Regions from separate parts of the Mus musculus genome. Here all the other regions are linked to region 1. Evidence: chromatin loops called from intact Hi-C (ENCODE). Cell type or tissue: heart. All regions are shown on one strand. Each heading gives the region's core, and the rest is flanking DNA. Links, peaks and the distances in the headings are about the cores only.

Region 1 (4,591 bases), core at 298-4,297:
ATGCTCACTAATTCTTCTGGATTAATTGCCTCTGAAATAGTGTTTCCATACATAAATCTACCTGTGCTCCATCCCTGATTATTAAACCACCCCAATCAGCTATCTGCCAGTGCATGCAGATGACCAGGCAGTGGTTAAGTGATGCAGATGAGGTAACCATGGACTCCTGCCAGATTTAAACCAATGACCTCGTGGTGAGTAATCCACTGGAGCCCCATATCCACCAAGGCATATTTTACATAAATCATCCAGAGAGTGCGCCATCAAAATTTCAAACAATGAATCAAAGAGACAATATTCTTGCTTGAAAATTGTAGCTATAAAATTAATATAAGCTATTAACTAATGTCTAAGTATAAAGGGAGGCCAGGTACTGTTAGAACAAACCTATATGAGCCCCACTGGCCATCAGAAATCCCATCACTTCTCATATAGTGTAATTATACAGTAAAATGACAAGCAGGTCTAGTCTGGAAATGCAACCTTACAGATCTTGTGTTATATGGCTTTTTTAAATTGAAAATACATTATTGATTCTATTCAATAAGGAAGTGAGGTTAAAAATTGAAAAGGCTGTTTCTCTGACACAGAAGGAAAGGACAATTAAACACAGCATGCAATCTCAAAGAAAAATCTAAACTGGTCTCATTGGTAGCACATATGCTGCAAGAGTGCAACATGAAACTCTCTGCCTCTACCACACAGATGGAGGAGACCCTAGAGATGTTTGTGTTGGTAATTTTCAAAAGAAACAGTTTCTTCCTGCTTCCACAACCTCTTCACCCTGTCATCCCTAAATTAACTTAGAAGAAAATTGATTTTTATGGGTGACTTTCCCTTAGAATTTTACCCCTGGGATTTGTTGACTTAGTAGTTAAAACCAGGGGGAAGGGATACTATTAATATGTCCAACCTTAGTCTGTTTATTAACCAAGTTAGAGACATTTGTACATTTTTACATATTGCTATTACCAGTACATAATCCGATATGCCTCCCCTAAAAGAGATATGCTCCATAAATTGCGAAGAACATTGCCTAGATGACATGGGAGATCAGACAGTGCTGATCTATCTATCAGAACACCCTGGTTTCAGTCCGACCTAGTGATGGGCTGTGACTGCCATCCCCCGCCCAAGTCCTTTACAACTTAGTCCCTTTAACTCGCACACTTAAAAGTGATGGCTAGTGCTTGGTCATCTATTATGAGTAAATACGAGAGTATAAATATATTATGTAGCTTCCACCGGTGTTTTTCCCCTTAGAAGGCACTGGAGCAACTTAAAGTCTTGGCAGGTGCCACAGCCTCCAGTCAGGCTCAGCTCCTCCCGGAGCGCTTTCCTCATGAGTCGCGTGGGCTCCTAAGAAAATACTCAGACTTGAGCACACCAAAGGAAAAACAAGTCAGTACACAGACCCAGAAAAGTTCTATTTCAGTAACTGAGTAAGACTGAAAATCTGAGTCCGGCTTACCGAGGTGGGAAAAGATCCAGGAGAAGTCAGCCACTTGCTCCGGGCTTGGATTTCCAGTCCCCTAGGTCCTTTCCCCAGAAGACCTTTAAAGACTTAGTGAGTCCGGAGGGTGGGATTCCTGCCGGCCGGTGCTGAGTTTCTTTGTAGCAGAATCCCGGGCGGCAGAGCCGCGGCACCCGGAGCCCTTCTCCACGTCGCTCAACCCCGCACCGCGGAGTGAATGGCAAGTGGCCGGGCGCCGGGGGCGAGCGCTCGGTGTCCGATTACAGCGACGCGGCGCGCGGCTGAGGCTGCCCGGGCGCACCGCCCAGCCGGCTGCAGCAGCGGCCCCGCGTGGCCCGCCGCATCTGCACGGGCCGCCGCCCCACCCAGGGAGCGCCTGGCCGCGGGTGGCAGCGAGCCTGAGGGCGGAGCACAGGCTGGCCTGGGCGCGGGAAGGCTCTGCTGCAGGCTAGACTCTTCTCCGTAGCGCTGCCTTTGGCAGTGAACAGTCGCTGAGCGCGCTCAGCCAGTTTTGCTATGCGCGCCTCTTGAAAAGCATGCAGGCTTGGCTACGCTGTAAATATCCGAGTGCAAAGCAGTTGTTTTGCCAGAGGAAGATTCCCTGCATCCTTTTAAGGCAAAGAGTTACCGTTTTAAACGGGCACGGATCTTGTCTTCACCCTGAAGCAAAATTTCTAAAGCTAGGGGAGAGTAACGTACGGTAACCCCCTTTCCCAGAAGTGTAATCTGTTGAGTATTGTTTCCTGCCGCGTTTCCCTAACGTCCTGAAATCAGTAATTATGCTGACCTTTCCACACTGAATCATATCCAGCACCTTCCTCTCCGGGACACTCCCAAAACAGAAGTTGTAAGAATTTTCACGTTTTTGTTTTGTTTTCAAGAATGCTGTTTCCAATGGTCCCAACACTTTGAGACTCATAAATCTACACACAGGCGAGTTATTTGCAGCCCTGCTTTCAGGAAAACTCGTTAAGCCGTGCAACTGACTTTGATGTGTGTGTGTGGAAGGGGGTTTCTTCTTCTGACTAGACTGAATTAAATGATTGAACATCAAAAGAAAAGACTTTCACTCCTTGTAAACTGAGCAGAGCTGGCTTAAAAAAAAAAAAATCACTGTTCGCTTCAGCCCAGTAGGTGTCACTGTGTGAGGGACCCTTGAGTGCAATTTATTCCCTGTGTATTTCCTCAGTTGCCTTACAAAATGAAGTAGAATCTTTACATTCTTATCAAAGTTGTCGCGGGAAACACCTCTAAGATTACAAAAGAGAATTCCCGCTCAGTCGGACCCAAGAAGGAGAGTTGCCGGAGTTAGTGATTAGAGGGCAGAATCTTTGTATCTATGTAGACACCGCCTCTGATGTCCAGTAGGTAGGATTGTCTGATTTTTGCCATATATTTGAGATATGTGAAAATCAAGTTAAAGAAGTTCATAATCGTTGCAAGATTCGCCTGCCTGAGATGGTTTGCATTTTAAGGTGGACTATCTCTGCGGTATACAGCTAAGTACATAGTAGACAAGGAACCTAAGTAGATTCCCTCAAAAAAACATGCATGAATGGGCAAGAGATGCTACAAAAGGCTCCACACCACTCATCACTTGAGCAATCCAAATGAAAGCCACAGGGAGATAACACTTCAAAGCTGTTGAATGGTTAATACCACAAAGAAAGAAGAAAAAACTTGCGGACAGTTTGCACAGACTGGGAGATGATACGAATTAGGGCAACTATTGTGGAAAACGGTATGAAGTATCTTTATAAACTAAAGATAAAACTAGCATATAACCCCTCAACCCCCCTCTAAATAATTACCCAAAGTACGGGGGGTCAGAAGATCTATATCTCTGTCTTTTCACGTCCCTTGGTCCAACGTTCATAATAGCCAGTCAGCCTAGGTGTCACTCACAGTCCTCATGAACCAACCAAGAGAATGTGCCTGGATTGGGGACACTATACCATAACTGCCACTGTATATACTTTCCAGACTTACAAAAGAGGAAACGCCTACCTTTTTCACAAACATGAAGAATGCCATGGTTGAGTGGAATAGGCCTAAAGCAAACAGGCAAATGTTCGGTGTCTTTATTTATCTATACAATTAACAGCCACTTTCTCAGAGAAAGAGATTAGAAAGGAGGCTACTACAGGGGATGTGATGGAAACTGAGTCAAACCAGATGAATAGTTTGACTTTGGTTTTAAATTCAATGGCACAGCATGGTGCATATGGATAACTGAATTGCATGCTTTCAATATTGGTAAGAGAATAAGTTTCTACCATTGTCACCTGAAATATTAAATGATAATTAGCAATTGCTCCTTATTAAGTTCAGATGTCATGCCACTACACGTTCCAGCAAATACAACTATCATTTAACTATGCATAATAAAATTAAGTCTACTTTCTTACACAGTGACAAGTTAAACTCAACAAATCAAAAATAATATTTCATGAATTATCTTCCAACTTATATGAGATCATTTTGAGAAAAGGTTATATTTAACAGATGTATTCTTTCAAAAATCAATATAGAAAGGATTAAGCTATCTTTTAGGACACAGATGTAATTAAAATGTGAGCAGCTTCTTGACAGAGGTTTACAAACCACGGGGGCAAATCAGAAACATCTGACTATATTGAAAAGCAATCAGGAATAAACATTATGTGTAGTTAATGTTTTTAAGAAATTAAGGTCACTGTTATGTCTTCCCCAGTTGTTTTCATATGGATGTAAGCAAAAACTGAATCTGTATCTTCAAGTGTACGAAATTCTCAATTGAATTGATAGGAAGATGATTAAACTATCAACTGAAAGCTGTGAAGCTATTTGACACGAATTAATATACAAACTCGGATAAAATAGAATTTTCTCACACACTGCTATGTAAATATCAAGACGATGAAGACAAACCACAAGCTGAATAAGAATCAAAAGTTGACCTAGGAGGGATTTTAACTTAAAACTAGGTACACAAGATCCCAGAGTATCGGTTCTGTGTTTCGTGACTACTCACGCAGCTTTGGAGAGTCTGACGAATAGCTTATATTTAATCACAGCCTGTGAAACTCGCACCAAGTTCCTCTCTACCAAGCCTGAGTGCATAGTTTTCAATGTGTG
Region 2 (4,591 bases), core at 348-4,347, 170 kb before region 1:
CATCATTACCCATCCATTAACTACGAAAATGTTTTCTTTGCTTATCTTAGTACTGTATCCACGGATAACTGTTACTGTGGAAATGGCTGTGAGGGGAAGAACATGAGTCTGTATGTTTGTAAGTATACCCAATGATGAGCACAGAAGAAACAATCCTCTTTCAGGTCCCCAAGCTTTGCAATTGTGCTTGGCCTCTGCTGGCAGTGAAGCATGGCACACAGGAGACTACAGATCAAGGATCCACATTGTCATTCTTAAATAACAACATATGCCATTGCTGATCTTGGGCTATTGACAAAACTGCCAGGCTCATTACTCAAAAGATGTTGCTCATATTACTTTAGATCCCAGTCTCAATCTTTTATATGTCTGTATATCCTCTCCAATTTCTAACACATTAAAGCACTAATTAACCCCAATAGCCCTGAGCGAAATAAATAGTGTCTGTGGTTTTCTAACACCTGACTTTTAATTATACTGCAGAGCTACACACACACACACACACACACACACACACACACACTCAGAGGACATAGATTTATGAAATGAAATAGAAGAGACAACAACAACCTATAACAATGTCCTTTGGCAAATAGTGTTTTGGAAACTGCATAGTCACACACAGAAGATGGATATTCCAGTCTTATTTCTTACAGTGTACAAAACTTAGTTAACAAAGAAATAAATGAATCAAAATAAGACCCTAAGCTTTGAAATTAATAGTAGCAAAAAAGAAGACAAAGTATTTTAATAATTAAAAGTCTTTTGAGCTACAAAAGATATAATTATCAGTATGAAGAGACAGTATACAAAATGGAAAAATTCCTTAACAGATATTCACAAAATTGGGAATTATTAATAATATATAAAATATATAACTTATGTAAGACATTAGCTACAATAAACATAGATCATTGTACTAGTAAATGGACAAATGAAAGAGTCAGTTAATTTCTGAAAGACAGAGTGGAAATTGCCAATAAATCCACTAAGAAATGCTCACCCTCCTTATCAACAGGGAAAACCAAATCAAAACTACACCCAGAGCCCATTCCACCAAAGCCTGCATGGCTGTCATCTAAAAAGCAAACAAGTGCCAGCAAGCTATCATGAAAATAATCACTTATAAAAACATTTGATGATAATGTTGATTAGCTGAACTGCTAATGGAATCAATATAGAAATATCTAAATATAGAAATATCTATAGTACTCTAAGTACCCCTTTCCATCTAACCGGAGCACTTTGGGATTATACCTGAAAGCATCACTGTTTTACTATAGTGATACAGACATATCCATATTTACTGCTAGATTAAGCACAGTCACCAAGTAACGGAGTCAACTTCCGTTTCTACTAACACAGAGTGTGTAAAGATGGTGTGGACATACACACAATAAAGTTTCATTCTGTCACAAAGAATGAAACTTCGAGGCTAAAGAGTACACCATCCTGTTAAACAGATTCAGAAAAGCAAACACTGTTTTTTCTCTTCCTGGTAGGATCCATTTAGACAATTTAGGAAAAAGCTGAGAGTCTACTGAGTGGCGGTGTGAAGGTGTAAAGGGCCTAGAGGAGGCAATGAGGGGTGAATATGGCCAAAGTATATTATATAGTCATATGATAACAGTGTAATGAGACCCAGCATTTAGTAATGCATATGTACATTTTGTAAGGTATATGTAATGTGAGGGCATCACGAGAAATAATGCTTTACAAAAATTCTGTTTATCGCAATGTGTGGGATTATGCTGGTAAAATCATAAACCAAGAGCCGAAAACTTGATGGTTCAAAAATGGCAAGTTTGATATGAAATTTTGTTCCTTAATTTTAAAACTGGATTGTTTGCCTGCGCATTCCCACACGCAGGTGTCTGGCTGATCAATGCTGCTTGGTTTCAAACCTCGGCCTCACGGCCACTCTGCTTTACCTCCTCTGCTCACTAGCTCACGTAACCTGAAGGGAAATGTATGCCGGCTCTATGCTTCGCCTCACATCCATTTAGTCCTCAAATGAAATTCCATTATTTCTGCCCTCTGGTTGGCTTGACTTTTCTTTATTTCTCCGAGTCATTTCTAATTGTCAGCTTCATCAGGATTCTACTATAAGTTTCTTCCAAACTAGATTTTAAAGGCTGCTTTACCACAGCTTTATCTCATCAGGTCAAATTCCTATGGAAGTGTAGATAATTCTTCAGAAGAGCTGTAATTTAACAGAACTTTATTCATAAAATGCGGTTAAAGACACTTGCTTCATTAGCTAGTCTATTTTTAATTAGAAAGTTGTACATGTGGTACAGACATTTTTCTTTGAAAATATATTTAATAGAGAAAATATTTATACTCCCTTTCCTCTGAAATGCAGAATCTAGTTTTGAAGATCAATTATTATGAAGAAAAATTATTTTAAAAATAGGCCCATGCTCTAATGTCTGAAGGAAAAAGCATAAAGTGATAGAGACATAAATAAATGAAAAGGAAGCTTTGATGCAGACTTGATACCATTTGATAAAGCTCATCAAATGAGGTCCTCATCATTCTTTGTCCTTGAGATGTTTTTCTTTTTTTTTACTTTTTTCTTTCTTGTAGGCTCATCTCTCTCTTCCTCTCTCTTCACCCCTCTCTTCCGCTCTCAGATTTATTGATTCATTTATTTATGTATTTTATATATGTGGGTATTTTGTCTTCATGTAAGTTATTGCACACGAGAAGAGGGCATGAGATCCACATCAGACACTATGGCACTACTACAGTGACAGATGGTTGTGAGTCACTGTGTAGATATTGGGGAATGAACTCAGGACCTCTGGAAGAGCACCCAGGACTCTTAATCACTGAGCCTTACCTCTAGTGGATTCTTTTAAGATTGTTTTTAAAATTTATTTATTTATTTATTTAAATGTATGGGCACTCTGCATGTACATCTGAGTACCAGATGAGAGTATCAGATCCTCTTACAAATGGTCCTGAGCCATCATAGTGTTGGGAATTGAACTGAGGACCTTATTTATTTATTTATTTATTTATTTATTTATTTATTTAAATGTATGGGCACTCTGCATGTGCATCTGAGTACCAGATGAGAGTATCAGATCCTCTTACAAATGGTCCTGAGCCATCATGGTGTTGGGAATTGAACTGAGGACCTTTGGGAAAGAAGCCAGTAATCTTAATCACTAAGCCATCTCACTAGTAGTCCCCTCTATTTTATTTTTATTTTTATTTTTATTTTTATTTTTTAAGGCAAATTGTGTCATTCACTTCCTATGTCCTGTTAACCTAATCTGCAGTAGGTGACAATGCTAACATCATCATAATAGCAAGCAGATGATCCCTTGGGAAGCTCGGTCCCACTGGAGCTTCCAAACGTGCTCACCCACTGGAGCAAGCGAGCTGCTACTACTTCATAAACGTTCACAATCTTACCCAGCTGAATTCAGATAATATCTTGGTGAAAGCAATTTGATTTGAAAATGGGCATATCAAAATAATAAAACTTACCAAGTGTCTGCTAAGAAAAGTAAGCAAAATTGACCATTTTGGCAAAATCGTCATCATAGGTTAACTCAAAAGGTACCAGGACTTGAATGAAAAATATAATTGTGTAGTCTCAGTTGCTGATATGCCTGCTTGCAGAGAAAAACATTTCTTTGAGAAGTACAGGGAAGAAAAGAAAAAAAGAAAGGTGAACTCTATTCTTTTGTAATTTTCATTTATTCTTTCTATCATTGATTATAAAAGTAAGAGCCTTGTCACTCAATGTCCTGGAAATTGTCGGTCTGAGCACCTCTGAGGATGATGTTACAAGTGGAGATACTTCTGTGTAGTTTCTGACCTTTTGCAGAAAAACCTACATTCCAACTAGGCTCAGTAATGACTGATGGTTATAGTCAACTTTCAGTAGCAATACAATTGAGATAGATGGAAGGAGTGGTAGGCAGAGGAAGAGTCAGGGACGATTAGGGCGACATTAGGTAATGTCAGACCAATACTTCCAATCAGGAGCTGATGTGCTGCCATCCCTGCAAAGACAAGTCAAGGACTGCCTCGCCTCTTTAAATGGCTATTTTCCGATGACTTCCTGAAAACAGCTGTGACTGCTCATCTCCCTTTTGACACCCTATTGAAATGAGGGGATGCTGACATGAGAATCCCTAACTACTGTTGAGGAATCTAGAGAAAGTTGCCAGTTTGACCCAGAGGCTGAGGCCCTTTGCTTCTTACCCAAGCAGCTGTAGATCCATGAAAATCAATAGTCTTCTGTAATTTTGGCCCCGTTTCACACTAAAGCCACGTGTAGCTGAGCAAAACCAAAGGAGACTGACCAAAAAAATCTGGCCTAGTTATGCAGGCTTACTAAGCAGCTGCCAGGCCATGAACTGGAATTTCAGGAATTCAAGCCCCTTTTTAATATGATGCTGACAGCCTAGAAGAATAACTGTTTGGTCGTGTGTGTGTATTTTTCTGCTACATAACCATGTCTCTGGGTCACTTGAGTATATGGAAAAAAAGCCCTACATGGAGACACTGAGAACCTGGCTTTGTTGCAAAATGTGTGACCTCTTTGCAGGCCCCAGCTTTATCATCTGCA
Region 3 (4,591 bases), core at 241-4,240, 460 kb after region 1:
TTTTCTTCTGGCTTAGGGTCTCATAGGAGGGGGCAATTTAGCAGTTATTAACAGATGCACCTAACTCTAGAGCAAGTGCTTCCTTGCTCACTTCTGGGGTTGATCCCTTGGGCACTGACTAGCTCAGGCCTCAGATTCCTTGTGGCTTGCTTCCTTTAAGCTCTTTCTTAAGAGGGTGGCTCTGCTAAGAAAGAGAGATCTTGGAGTAAAATGAAAACAAAGGCTGCAACATTTTCATAGTCTGCTCTGGGCAGAGGCATATCCCATTACTCCTGCCAGATTCTACAGTACACAGCTTCCACTCTTTTGTCATGGGAATTAATTTTAATACCTTCAGGGATGTAAAGGACACATTCTGAAAGTGCTTGATTCTCTGTACAATACCACTAAGCTGTCCTTTTTAACCTTTGATGAGTCACAAGTTATAGCTTCAGAAAACTACAGGATATAAAGAGTTTAAATATTACAGGAAAGAACATTTTAATAGCACTACTGGTTAATCAATATTATAAAAATGTAGTATTAATTAATGGTTTCCACTAAATATAAAGGATATTTTTTTCTGAAACTGGAAATTTTACCAGTTAAGAGCCAGTATTCAACCTTAAATATGGCAGACTTATACCCTTTCCTCATAAGGCTCAGAAATTTTCCTGGGACAGGGGTTAGAAAGATTTTAAGAACTAGATGTGATAGATAACTTCAAGAAGATGAGGTTTTCCCAGCCAGCTTCATATATGAACTCACAATGACTATGATCCCAACCACAACATAAATCCAAACTTAAGCCAGAAAAGAAATCCCAGGATGTATGGAGCTGACAAACAAAATACCACCATTAACTGAAAAGATATTGACATCTAATAGCAGCTATAAGGAGAAGCATTTATTTATAATGTGTAGTCCTTGGTGGGACAAACATATTTCAGACAAAGCTCCAACAAAATAGTGCCTGGTCAACACATAAATTCCATGGAGTGAGGATGGGGGAGCTTAAAGATAACGTGGCAGAGAGACTATAACGAAGATGATGACTATAGGAAGAATTTGGGAAGGAGATGCTATAATTAAAATCCATCAGATGAAATTCTCAAACAATTAATAAAAACATGTTTTTTAAACAAAAGAGTAAGTAGTACTCAGGCAAACTACCCAAATTCAGATGCTCATGTTGACCATAATGGGTTTCAGCTCACAACTGCTCTAACTCCATCTCCAGTGGTTTGTTTGCCGTCTTCCGGTTTCTGTGGGCCCCGGCACACAGGAGGCACACACACATATACATAAATGAAAATAAAGAGAGAACCACAAAAGAGAGAACATATTTGACTCAGACATTACTTTCAATAAAGAAATAAAAACATCATGGCCCATGAAAACAGCCATTGAAAAATTATTTAATATCTTTATTTTATGGAAATTCAAACCTTTTACCCCAAACTTCTACCCTTTCATATTTATTTGATTAAAATTTTCATTTGAAGTAGGCTTGAAAATACATATAGTATTACATGTACTTGAAAAGGAATTAATATCTTTTCTTTTATTTGAGAACCCAAAGTAGTTGGAAGTTCTTCGACATAAAACTGAATCTTAATAAATTGACCATAATTAATCAACAAACATAGACATAAACATTGAAGATATATTTCAGGTGAAACTTATTTCTTTTCACTGACTTCAAATTAGATTGCTTCCCCCACACAAACTAACACTTACATTCGATTGACATGTTTTTTATTTGAGGATAATTCATATATTTTATGTATGTCATTCCTTCAAACATTAGCTACTCATTTCTGGTAAGAATGAGACCAGGTAAACTTCAAACAAGAGACATACAAGCAATTGCAACTTGTAACACCAAGGGTACGTATCACTCAATGTTACCAGATCTGTAATCCAAAATATATGTATCTAATAGCAAACAGTATCAGGAAAGCCAGGATAAAGAGAGTTGGGTGGTGCATGGACAGGAAAATACTTTAAAAGAAATAAGAACCTAATCCTATTCTTTAGTTAAATTCAAAGGAGAGGGCTTCTTATGGAGCTAAGCTGGTTGCAAATGAGACTGGAGAACACTAAAGTGTTGGTCCTGGACTTTCAGCAAAAGGGCCATTCAGTGTAGCCACAGACTAAGACAGCTGGACTGAATCAAGTGCTCAAGTAAAGCTTACCTTGATTTTAAATAGCTGTGTTAAATATTACAGTAAAGAAATTAAAATGTATGCCACACGGAGAGCCTAAGGGCCTGGATTAAATTGCTGAGACTTCTGCATGTGGATTGTGCCCTCGGTATATGCAATATTCAATGTTATTTTGGTGGTGTGTAAATTTTTCCAGCATGCTTTTCTGGTATGTGTCAGAGGTTCTCACTGTGCCTACTTGTTACAATAAAAGCTCCCTCCCTCACTGACTGTCTTCTTAGCTCACAACATCTACAAGCTCTTCTGCTCCCTCCTCTGGAAGGTGACAGAAATTGACTAAGAAAGTACTTGAGGATGATTCTCCCATTCTAATAAACTATGGGGTAGATTTTTGTCTACACAGCTGTGTTAACAGTCGTCAAACTCTTGCTCAGTCTCCATCATATTATAACACAATAGAACCTTGAACACTCACCAACAGATATTTAACATATTTTCTTAATACTGTGCTGGATGTCACTGATTTCACCGTGTCATGAATTATGCTTACATTGTCAGAAGTTTAAAAAGAAGTGGTTAAATTATTCTGAGCTTCAAATGAGCTGCACCATACATAATGTTAAGGCACCTCCACACCCTGCATATTGACCTGGGTTTTTGGATGTTCAGAAGCCCAGTTTCTGACAGCTTGTTTGAGGTCGGCTTCCTCACACAGTTGCTTCTTATCACTTAATTTGGAGGTTGTCTGGGACAGAACTTAGCTTTTCTAGCTTTGTGGGAAAATTATCTTAACTATTACTGGTTTTCTTGAGATAACCACACTCTCTGTTAGAACTTCTCAGTTCTACATGACAATGTTGAGAAACATGCAGTAGATCTCTTGTGGTCTTCCATAATTCTATGTAGTGTTCTGGTACCCCAGTTGTTACCATTTTCCCTCATTAAAAATATACTTCCTAGATTTTCTACACCTTTCTACTGTTATTTCATCAAAATTTCAAATAAGAACTGAGTTCTTAGGTATTGACCAGGAAATGAAAAACTTGGTGTAACTCGGTAGGTGAATGGAAGCATTTCTTCCTTTGGTGTACTAGTTGTTGTTTCCACTGTTTTTACATTTTTGATTTGTGTCTTTGTGTGGCACATATGTGTACTTGTGTATCTTTGTGTGTATGTCAATATGTTCACATGTCTGAATACATGTGGCAGCCAGAAGTCCACTTATGTGTCTTCCTCAGTTTTTAAACACAGGCTCTCTCGGCACCTGAAGCTCAATGATCAACTCATCTAGCTAGTCAGAAAATTCCTGAAACCCCCGTGTCTCCTACCTAGTGCTATTCAAGGCGCTGCCTGGTTAGTATGAGAGTGCTGAGATTCAGTACAGATTCTTATGGTATGTGGTAAGCACTTCACCAACTGAGCTATCTCCTCAACCTCTAGACAGCTCACTTTCCCCACGTGTGAAGCCAGAACAAATGGTCTCATTGTGAATCTATAATTCAGGTCTTGCCATACTCTGATTTATATGGATCATTAGTTGGAAAAAGGTTTTATTGGCGCTGTAACAGTACACCTATTAGAAAAGACAGAGTCAGTCTGTCACCATGACTACACAAGGTAACACAAATTGACATGGTTTTGAAAAAGCACCTGAATCAACCATTTCTTCTAAATTTAGATAAATAGGGTGATGATTACCCACTGAGATTTTCATTGAAATTTGTGAATGCTTTACACATTCTAGCTGGTGAGATATTTCTCTAGCAGAACCCACTGTTGGTTATGAGCTCATTTATTACTTCAAATCATTTTATTAATCCAGTTTCATAAAATCTGGTTAATTTTCAATTTTTAAACACTATTTAAATAATACAAAATATGAGAACAACTAAATTCTGTTCACCTGTTTTTAATCAAAATTCTACAGCGTTCCTTAAAGGAATTTTAAAAAATTATTTGGCATAAATATTATTGGTTTGGTATCATTTTATATCCAAATGCTCAAGTGTTTTTCAAATAAAAGTTTACGTACAGTAACATTTCATTAAACAGTCCCTTTTTAACTTAAAAAATGTTTATTGTTTGTTTTAATTTTGGTATTTTAGGTCTGTGCATCCCTGGCTGTCTTGCAATTTTCTGTCCTTCTGCCTTGGTCTCCAATTTCTTGAATTATAGGTGTTATCATACCAGGCGTCAGATGTCAACTGACATACTTAGAAGACAGAATTGAAAAAATTGCCTCTGACACATATGCCTGTGACTATCTCTGTAAGACATAGTTTTTATTAGATATTTTTTTTATTTACATTTCAAATGCTATCCTGAAAGTTCTCTATACTCACCCCCTGCCCTGCTCCCCTACCTACCCACTCCCACTTCTTGGCCCTGGCGTTCCCCTATACTGAGGCACATAAAGTTTGCAAGACCAAGGGGCCTCTCTTCCC
Region 4 (4,000 bases), core at 1-4,000, 190 kb before region 1:
TGCATGGGAAGATAGGAACACCTTTCCCAACCCTGAAGTCAGGAAATGCTATGAATCTCCATCCCAATTGCTGATGCCCTCTCGCTATAGTGTCAAGATGAAAGAGTATTTTCCTTGATCGTTTATGTCTTAAATTAGTGGAAAGTGCTATTCCACACAGTAAAGGCAAAAAGCTAGATCCAGAACATCTAGCAAAGCCTAGAAATTGCACATTCCAGCATCACAGACGACTAAGGAACAACTCTGTGATACCAGCTGTTGTGTTCTATGGGCAGAGCATACACTATGTTTCAGGAAATCAGAGACTTCACTGTGTTGCTCTACCCTGCACATTGCAGCCTCAGCACTCCAAGTGAAGCACTTGAAGCTGAACTGACCCTCCAAAGTGCTACCAGGCAAATCTCTTCTCTTCATAAAGTAGAGTCAGTGTTGTTCTACTCAGTCTGGCCACAGGTGGATCTTGCCCATGATATGAACATATTCAGTGGATATAGACATACCCAATGTCATAAACAAGGGTAGAATAAACCTCAACACAACAACAGTTAGTGATTACAATGCCCTACCAGAACCTTAATACACTTCACACACACACACACACACACACACACACATCCACACACACTACATACATATATACATGCATACCGACATAATACATAGAAAAGAAACTCCAGAGTCATATGACACTAGAGATTAATTGGATGTAAGGGACATCACACAATAGTCCATTCAGTTGCCTCAGACTGTACATTCTTCTAATCACATAAAATGTTTTACAAGATATAACAAATTTCACATAATAAAATTAAAATAGCCAGGCAGTGGTGGCACACACCGTTAGTCCCAGCACTTGGAAAGCAGAAGCAGAAGGATTTCTGAGTTTGAGACCAGGCTGGTCTACAGAGTGAGTTCCAGGACAGCCAGGGTTACACAGAGAAACCCTGTCTCCAAAAACCAAAATAAATAAATAAATACATAAATAAATACATAAATAAATAAATAAATAAATAAATAAATAAATAAATAAATAAAATTAAAATTAAAATAATTTGTACAGAGGAGTGGTGAGATGGCTCAGTGGGTAAGAGCACTCACTGACTGCTCTTCCAAAGGTCCTGAGTTCAAACCCCAGCAACCACATGGTGGCTTACAACCGTCCATAGTGAGATATGATGCCCTCTTCAGCTGTGTCTGAAGATAGCTACAGTGTAGTTACATATAATAATAAATAAAATCTGTAAAAAAAAATGTACATTTTATCTGGTCAGCAAGAAATAAACTCAAAACCTCAAACCTCAAATAACTCCAAATAAACTCAAAAATTGTAAAAATAAACTCAAACTACAGAACTAAAGAAGACAGCCAAACCATTAAAGATTAAGGAAGAAATATTAAATGATCAGAGAGCTAATTGTTAGATCAACAAGAAAGTTAACAAAAACAGAAACAAAAAATATCTCAACAACAACAAAGCCCCAGCCAATAAAAGCAAAAGTGTGACTCATTAGCTACGGAATTGTAACAAAAGCTGATCAAAGAAGGACATTTGAAGCTGTGAATGCTCACATTAAATATGAGAATATTAAAATAAATAACTAAACAAAGAAACTTAAGGTTTAAGAAAAGCAGAGAGAGACAAATTCTGTCGGCCGAAGACAAAAACAATGTTAAAAACTAAAAAGGAAGTAAATATAATTAGTAAGACAAAGGTTTGAGTCTTTTAAAAGATTGGGTAAAATGGACAAGCAGCCAAACTAAGGAGAGAGAATGAAGGGGGAGGTGTGGGGCAGTGGGCAGAGATAAAAACACTAGCAATACCCAGAGGGTAGTTATATACTGTTTTGAAAATGTATTCTGAAAAAGAAAAACAAAAAAGCCAAGACCATCTTTTTAAAAATCAGTAAATTTCTAGACATATAATGTAACAAGTTTGAACCAAGATAGAAACTTACTATATGTACAGACAAATGGGTTTAAACTCCTACAAGGATGATCTTGAAAATTTTTACATGTGATTTGTCAGTATTCCACTAGATGGCAGACAAAATCTAATGTTAGCTCAATGAGAAAGGAAAAGGAGGAAAAAACAAAGAGCAAGTCATTCTATGGTAAGAACAGGCTGCTGGCTTTGAAAGGCTTATTCAATTCGTTGACATAAAACCTTGCACTAATTGAACATATGTATAGGTGCTTCATATACTGTACTTTGTAAACACCTTTTAGTTGACGCCATGGCATGCCTACATATGTAAATAAGGACTTATTTGTTATATTGGATAAAGAATGGATTGAAACTTGGGTCTTGGTATAGTTCCTTCTCCTACCTTCTTCCTTCATTTCATTTCTTTTCTTTTCTTTTCCCCTTCCTTTTCTTTTTGCCTCTAGCTAGCAAATGCTATGAGTTGGAAGCACCTCATCCACCTTACATTTTAATTGTCATTGAATGTCCCTAAAATCTCAGACTAAAGTGTCTTGATATTTTTCAATCATCTGAGAGAATACACAAGATTTTTGGATTTTCTTAATAAATAAATGGGCAACCAGGGAAGAAATAAATAGAAAGGCTATTTTCAGAATGATTTGCCACAAAACAGGAAAATTAAGAGAGATGTGTGTTTGTTTTTATGTGAAAAGTTGAGAGAGATAAGGACAGGTCTTGCAAAATATGATGTTAATGTGTTGACTGACAGGCTTTTACCTGAATAGTTCTAGAATGGGTGGCAGCAGATCTGGACACCCATGGATGGAACAATGTGGAAGAGGTCAAAGTGAGAGACCAAATCTCTTAAGTTCAGACTCCATTTTTCAAAACTTGAACTCGGGTAAATTAACAGGCCGGTACCTAACATTAGTTTCCAAGTTACTACCTCCTCCCCCCACAACAAAACCCAAGCCTAGCTCCACTTTCTAAACTAACCCCAACAGACCAGAGTCAATTTCCCCCAACAATCCAGTGTTTCCCAGTAAATTCCCACCAAGCCTGCCCTTGTCTGACTACTACCAATGCAGAGGGAAAAGAAGTTAAGTTTGTGGTTTGACTCCCAGCACCAGCCAATTATGCTAAAGGCCACAGTAGCTCTCCAATTAGATGCTTGCCAGGCTAGAAATGCTCACTCCCCACTTGTTGCTTTCTATAAAGCCTTACCCCAATTGATGTGGGCACACATCTCCACCAAAACAATCCTGCAGGTAGGCACTGGGCCGAGGGGCCCAAGCTAGCTTGAATAAAGGCCCTGTTGTGATTTGCGTTGGATCAGCTCCTGTCTGTTTTGGGAGGGGTTCACTAACACTTTCTTGGCACTACAAACAGATATGAACATCAAATATCTTACACCCCTGAGGATGGGACAAGAGCTCCTCAAAGTTCAAAGAAGATGAAAATGTTGCCTGTTTTGTACTCTGATATAAGGTTCAGTTTATCCAACGCATTGAGAAGCACACACAAGAGCCCAGGAGAGTAAGCACAAAATGATAACTGAAAGGCACTCTTCCTGGCATCGCAGCAAGAAGTAAATCAAAGCAGAGGACTGAGTAGGTGACATGAGGAATTCAGCACTCATCTGCCTTCTATAATTTAACAATTATGCAATCACTCTCTCACTTTGTTTTTTATTAGATAAGCTACTTCTCCCAACTAGCACCATGTGAACGTATGCAGGTCATTTTCCACAGGGGGCCTATAGTGGCTTTAGAATATGTATGTGGTTTTTGCTATTTCCATCCAGGAAGGGATCCTGGTTCTCCCTCTGTATGTGTTGGCTTCAATAATTAATTTAAGAGCATGTGCTGAATTGATAACCGCTTTATACAGGTCAAATCCGATAATATAGCTTTGTCTTTCTGTTAAAACATGACAATTTGGACCTTGAGGTCATCGTAAGATCAGCTTGGCTACATTCTGTGAAAGACAACATAGAGAGAGGAAAATGACTACAGTTTCATAATACCTCCATTCCCAACTAAGAGATGAGTCCTCCATCTTCCTCAATATGAAGGT

What was found. Hi-C counts contacts between places; a loop is a spot of excess contacts. Peaks named below come from ENCODE experiments on the same cell type or tissue, not always from the same donor. Only the 100,000 strongest peaks of a DNase experiment are listed, where the experiment ranks them.
Region 2: a loop joins it to region 1, with 3 times the contacts of the local background. A loop is called at or near these places in 2 of 42 quality-filtered maps.
Region 3: a loop joins it to region 1, with 10 times the contacts of the local background. A loop is called at or near these places in 9 of 42 quality-filtered maps.
Region 4: it touches region 1 in a loop (13-fold over the local background); 14 of 42 quality-filtered maps call a loop at or near these places.

What each region holds. Positions count from the first base shown.
Region 1 is chr5:17,571,846-17,576,436 of GRCm38, reverse strand. It overlaps Sema3c (sema domain, immunoglobulin domain (Ig), short basic domain, secreted, (semaphorin) 3C), which reads right to left and starts at 1,621. Exons shown (of 18, transcript NM_013657.5): 1 at 1,472-1,621. In heart, for the core only: CTCF peaks have their summits at 1,847 and 2,615 (motif pointing right); a DNase peak (open chromatin) is centred at 1,796; H3K4me3 peaks cover 2,504 bases; H3K27ac peaks cover 1,411 bases.
Region 2 is chr5:17,739,760-17,744,350 of GRCm38, reverse strand. No RefSeq gene overlaps it. Among named protein-coding and RNA genes, the nearest start is that of Cd36, 94 kb to the left of the region's middle. In heart, for the core only: no CTCF peak of the experiment used is centred there; no DNase peak of the experiment used is centred there.
Region 3 is chr5:17,110,082-17,114,672 of GRCm38, reverse strand. No RefSeq gene overlaps it. Among named protein-coding and RNA genes, the nearest start is that of Speer4f2, 260 kb to the left of the region's middle. In heart, for the core only: a CTCF peak has its summit at 2,472; no DNase peak of the experiment used is centred there.
Region 4 is chr5:17,764,286-17,768,285 of GRCm38, reverse strand. No RefSeq gene overlaps it. Among named protein-coding and RNA genes, the nearest start is that of Cd36, 70 kb to the left of the region's middle. In heart, for the core only: a CTCF peak has its summit at 2,028 (motif pointing right); no DNase peak of the experiment used is centred there.